2 separate regions of the Homo sapiens genome follow, and region 1 is linked to region 2. A link is a loop called in an ENCODE intact Hi-C map of the cell type or tissue named here. Cell type or tissue: K562. All regions are shown on one strand. Each heading gives the region's core, and the rest is flanking DNA. Links, peaks and the distances in the headings are about the cores only. Region 1 overlaps PLXNA4 (plexin A4). Region 2 has its middle 130 kb from the start of PODXL.

What was found. Hi-C counts contacts between places; a loop is a spot of excess contacts. Peaks named below come from ENCODE experiments on the same cell type or tissue, not always from the same donor. Only the 100,000 strongest peaks of a DNase experiment are listed, where the experiment ranks them.
Region 1: it touches region 2 in a loop (2.7-fold over the local background); 3 of 110 quality-filtered maps call a loop at or near these places.

The regions. Positions count from the first base shown.
Region 1 is chr7:132,320,418-132,323,323 of GRCh38, forward strand. All of the region lies in intron 3 of PLXNA4 (plexin A4), which reads right to left. Among named protein-coding and RNA genes, the nearest start is that of PLXNA4-AS1, 30 kb to the right of the region's middle. In K562, for the core only: no CTCF peak of the experiment used is centred there; a DNase peak (open chromatin) is centred at 1,235; H3K27me3 peaks cover 1,202 bases.
Region 2 is chr7:131,687,771-131,690,676 of GRCh38, forward strand. No RefSeq gene overlaps it. Among named protein-coding and RNA genes, the nearest start is that of PODXL, 130 kb to the left of the region's middle. RefSeq lists a silencer at 1,510-1,559. In K562, for the core only: a CTCF peak has its summit at 1,543 (motif pointing right); a DNase peak (open chromatin) is centred at 1,571; H3K27me3 peaks cover 2,332 bases.

The sequences.
Region 1 (2,906 bases), core at 294-2,793, 630 kb after region 2:
CCAGTCACTGGATTAAAGCCCATCCTTCATCCTAACTTGATTAGATCTCCAAAGACCCTATTTACAAAAAGGTCACATGCACAAGTATCAGAAGTTGGGACTTCAGCTTTCCCTTTGGGGAGATACAGTTCAACCTGCAACACCCCACGAACCAAAGATTCTGCTTTCACTTCTTACCTCCTGCCTGGAGAGAGGAGAGCAGAGTCTCCGTGCTTCTCCAAGCACTGAATGACCTTTCCCATGAATAAAGCTTTTGCTCTTGGTGGATGCCATATTGGAAGAGGTTAAAGCAAGTCAGCTTTGGGCTTCCCTGAGTGCAGTGGTTCTCAGAGTTTGGGCTCCTGACCAGCAGCATCCGGGAACTTGTTAGAAATGCCAAATCTCTAGCCTTGCGCAGACCTACAGAATCAGAAACTCCAGGGCTGAAGCCAGCAATCTGTATTTAATAAGTTCTACAGGTGGTCTGGATGCATCCTAAATTTTGAGAATGACTGCTCCCGCGGCAGGGCTCACAAGGGCATCCCCAGCAAGTTCCAGCCACTGACTATGTCGTTTGTTGCCCCAAATCTCCCTGTTTTTCTGCCCTCCGGTTCCTGGCAATCCCTTGCCAGCTGCCCTTCCTTGACGGCTGTCAGATGCCTGGCACATCACCTGGCTCCACACTCACCGGCCAGCTTCCCAGCACTGTTTTTCTCCGGCTGCCTCTCCTCACCTGGCTCTCCGTCCGCCACCCCCTCGCGCTTACTTGCATGCCCTCACTTCCCTCTGACTCTTTCTCCTGACAAAGAGAAGAGCTTGGCAGGGGTTGGTTAAGTTAACTCTGATCACACAGAAAACAAACTGTTATTTTTCTGTCTGCCAAGCTGCTGAAGGCAAGGATGTCAAGCCCAGGATGTGTGTGAATGTAAGATCTACAGTTACCCTAGCGTGTCTGTGTTCTAGGCAAGCTTTTTTTTTTTTTTTAAATCGTGGTCCAGTTCCCAGGGAGATACCAGTGACAACCTCTTGGATGCTCATTGCGCTGGCTGTGACAGTCTCTGTACACATTCCCTGACCCAGGGAATGAGCAACTCCCATAAACAGCAGACGGTGGGTCACCTCTGACATCTGCTGTCCACATTTCTGATCCCCTGGAAGGCCTTGTTCAAAGCAACACTGGGCTGAAATGTTGGTGCACCATGTGTGTTTGCCGTGTCGGTGCACATAAGCAGACAGACCTGCAGGAGGCAGACAGCCAGGCAGGAGGGAGCCCCGGGGGACACGTGGACACATGTTAGAGTCTGGTGAACATTCAAGACAAGGTTTTAAAGATGTGTCTGTGGTTGAGGGTGGGGAGGGGCAAAAAGGAGGCCCTTTGGAGAGGGCCAAGGTGCATATATTGGGGAGCCTGTATGCGGGTGGCCACCCTCCCAGGAGAGTTTCAAGTTTCTGGGGAGGAGGGAAGCCTGGGTGGGGCGGAGGGGGCATAGGAAGTCCTAAACTCCACCCCCAGAAGAAGGTAGAAATTAGCAGAGTATCTGGGCAAGCTACAACCCAGTTTCCGTGCCTTTTTTGTCCCAATCACCAAATTGGGCACAATTATAGTAGAATAGCAGTGAGAAAAAAACAAACAGTAAAAATAAACATGGTAAGTGAAAAGGTTGGAAAAGGAATGTGCCAGAGAAATCTGGAAATCTTTGCATGCAGGCACTCGGGTCTGAGACACACTTTCCATTGGGTCTGGAAACCAGGTAGACCAAGGCTAGAGTTCAATTTCCCTAAAAGGGCTTTTTTTTTTTTTTTTTTAACAGAGTCTCACTCTGTCACTCAGGCTGGAGTGCAATGGTGCAAACTCGGCTCACTGCAGTCTCTGCTCTTGGGTTCAAGCGATTCTTGTGCCTCTGCCTCCCAAGTAGCTGAGATTACAGGCATGTGCCACCATGTCTGGCTAATTTTTTGTATTTTTGGTAGAGACAGGGTTTCACCATGCTAGCCAGGCTGGTCTTGAACTCCTGGCCTCAAGTGATCCACCCGCCTCGGCCTCCCAAAGTGCTGGGATTACAGGCGTGAGCCACCGTGCCTGGCCAGAAGGGTTGCCTTTTTCATTTCTGTCTCCTAGATGTCACATCAGGTTTTAAGAGGCTGTGGCTCCATTCTTTATCCCACACAGCAAGAAGGTAGCATGGCTAAACATCCTGGTGCAATTTCAACCTCTCAGGACCATTCTCTAGTTTCAAACCCCAAAAAGCACCTGGCCACATAGGTGAGTTGCTCCGTCACTATCACTCATTTAGTTGGAGACACTCATCTCCTCTTAAGCACCTCCCGTGCTGTATGTATTTTTAAACTATTGTGACTTATTTTGCTTTGGAAATTTAGGAGATCATTGGGTCACTCTTTGAAACAACCAGAGATGCTCAGGAAGAAAGGGATGTCACAAAACCAGGTTTGGATACCACTGTTCTGGGGTTCGGCTTCCTGTGACTTAAGAGATCTGTTCAGATTTTAAACAGGACAGCTGATCCACTATCTCACTGGGTCCCCTCTAGGCAATATAAGCCAGAGAGGCCTTAACATCAGAAATACAAGGGTTGGGGAGGGGTGGTGCACATTTGTATCAGTGTATTCTCCTTTAGCACAGATGAAATACACTGGGTGACATAATGGAAATTCACAGAGGGAAAAGATCCGTTGGGGGAGAGACTCATAACTCAGGTGACCACTGAACTGTGATCCCCACGAGTTCACCTTGTCCAGCCTGTCTTCCCTTTTGCCCTCTCCCCACCACCAGGCCTTAAATCACCTGTACATGTGCATTGCTGGGTGCCAGCAGATGATTCATGAAACTCAACAGACAGATGCCCTGGTGGGCACAGGAAACCGAAGGATTGAGAGACATGGGTGTGTTGAAGTGCTAGCAGTAACAG
Region 2 (2,906 bases), core at 160-2,659:
AGATAAAAACCAAAGGTTTTTTTTTAGAATAAGGAGGGAAGGGCCGGGCACGGTGGCTCACACCTGTAATCCCAGCACTTTGGGAGGCCAAGGCGGGCAGATCATGAGATCAGGAGATCAAGACCATCCTGGCTAATGCAGTGAAACCCCGTCTCTACTAAAAATACAAAAAATCCGCCGGGCATGGTGGTGCATGCCTGCAGTCCCAGCTACTCAGGAGGCTGAGGCAGGAGAATAGCTTGAACCTGGGATATGGAGGTTGCAGTGAGCAGAGATCATGCCACTGCACCCCAGCCTGGGCGACAGAGCGAGACTCCATCTCAAAAAAAAAAAAAAAAAAAGGGAAGGGTGAGAGTGAGGGCCATGCGGTCACCCACCCCTCGTCTTGCCCTCCTCATCCGCCCTCTGTGTGGCTCTGAGAGTGCAGGTCCCATGCTCACATGGCGCTGTCTCAGCCTGCCTGGAAACACTCTCTATTCCTGAGTGGGCTGCCACTTCCAGCCTCCACACGTTTGCTCACGCTCTGCCTTCTGCTAGGGAAGCAACAGAATGGTGCCTTGAATGTGGCACCAGGTTCAAGTCACTTGCTAGCGATGAGACCCGGGGCTGTCTGCCCTAATGCTCTGACGCTCTATTATCTTTCAAAAGCAGGATAATATCAGCTTTAACTTCAGCATTAGGGCGAGGTGAGAATAGTGTAGGTAAAGGCGTGCTCAGTAGTGGTGGTTGTCACAGCCAGCATCCCCTCTGCTCCGTGCCGGGGAGCCTGCTCCCCCATCGGCCTAGGATTCAGGTCACTTTCCCCATGAATCCTCTCCCTGGGGCTCCCAGGCCCTGCTGTCCTCAGACGCTCTTCCTGGTTCAGCACCCAGCACGTTCTGCTCGGGTACCTCTTGCTGTGTCTGCCTTCCCTGGTAGACTGATTTGCAGCCTGTTCACCTCTGTTATTCTCTTTGCTCCTAGGACAATGTCTACTAAAGAGCAGAGCTGCTTGGTTAATGCCAGTTAAATTGAAGTCGGTTGAACCAAGGCCAGCAAGCAAATCCAGCAAGCCCAAGGAAGCAGAGGCTCAGAAACAGGCTGCCCAGAGCCTTGAAGCTGGTGGCCACAGCTGGGCATTTAGGGCCAGGTCAGCCTCTTACCTACGATCAGAGCCTTCAGTGGGGGAGGAGACCAGACTGGCAGGCAGGCAGCAGGGATGAGATCCAGGCAAGGAGACCCAGGGAGAAGGGGTCATGGTGCAGGGGAGGCCCAGTAGCATCAGGGGCAGGGCACCAGTTACGCAGAAGGAGCTGGACGCTAGGCCAGAAGGTCCCCGAATGCTGGGGTCAGAAAGGAGGTGGTCTTGATTTGTAGGAGGAGATAAGGGGAATGGGAGTGAGGGAGCAGAGAGCAACCTCCACCTTCAGTATGGCCCTGGAGGTGCAGGGCCCAGATACAGGATCCTGTGGGAAGAGGAACAGAGATTGAAGAGGCTCTGGAAGGAAAGGTGATTCCATTTGGGTTATGCAGGATGCACTGCTGGGATCTGTCCACCAGAGGGCAGGAGAGACCAACACATGAGGCAGGGATGGCCTCAGCCACAGAGCTGCAGGGGTTATTGGCTTCCCCTGGGGGACTGGGTGGACAGGAAGGTGTGGAGAGAATTGGATAGGGCGAGCCTAGGCCAGAATCTTCTTCTTCTCCTCAAGAAAGCCTCTTTAGACGGACATGTCCAGCCCCTGGGGTATACAGAGTGTGGCAGGAGTTGTCGGTGGGGGGGGGGGTGGGTTACTCTTGCAGACGGTGGCTTTTGAAGGTGGTCCTGGGCAGCCCCAGCGAGGACCTCAGTTCTGAGCTCTGGTTCAGGCCGCCTGACTTCTCCACTTTGCTTCAGCCTTCAGAAACGGGTTATCTGTCCCCTCCGCCTGGTTGGGGCTGCTCTTCGGAGGGGACTTTTGGTTTGTGTGAGAAACTACTGTGGGTGGAAGTCCGCACCCTCAGAGCTGAGGACTCCAGCCAGTAGTCGTGTCTCTGTCTTGAGGATCCAACCCACTCCTCCGATGGCCGAAGGACCAGCCTTGCCGCTTAGCCGCGGGCAGGAGGGTGGAAGCGTGTGGAGCGAAGTCTGCGGGTCAGGCTCAGGCTGGGCCACCGCTCATCTCTCTGGGACTCAGTTTCTTCTTCTGTGCAATGCAGCTCTGAAACCAGCTCTCACCCTGGAACCTGAGATGAGGTCACTGAGTCAAAGTTCACGACACAGTAACACGACACAGAAATGCGACTTTTGGTTGCCCGTTGTCCCTTTCAGCCATGATGGGGGACAAGGACAGGGTCTTACTCATCTCTCTTTCCCCATGGGATCCAGCACTGTCTTGGCACATGGAGGGAGGGTGGTCCCTGAATGAATGAGGGAGTGAGCAGGGAAGAAGGCCACGAGGCTCAAAGCTGCCCAGGCCAGACCTGAACACAGCGGGTAAAGACCCCAGAGCTCTCTGTGAGGTGATGCCTCCTGCAGGAAGCATTCCCTGTACCCGAATTAGCCTATTTCTGAGCTGCCTTAGCCCCTCTGGCCCTAGGGCAGCAGGGAGGGGCGAAGGATGGCAGTACTTGGTCAGGTGTGAGAGGGCTGGGGTGGACTGTCCACGGTGCAGTGGGGCCGGGGGTGGTGGTAGGAGCTGGGCTGGATTTTCCCCTCTGGCGGCCCCCTTTTCTAGCTGGTGGAAGTGTTTGATTGGAGCCCCTGCTTGGGTACACATTTTATTTCTGGAGAGACTGCTTCATGGCTCACAAGGGTCTTAGATTCCTTAACTTGTCTTTCTTGTTCCTTGAGAACAGACACGTGTGGGGGCGTTCACAGGCTCCGACAAGTCCCATTTCCGCACTAATAAATATTCCGCCTCTCCTCTCTCAACATTAAAAAAAAT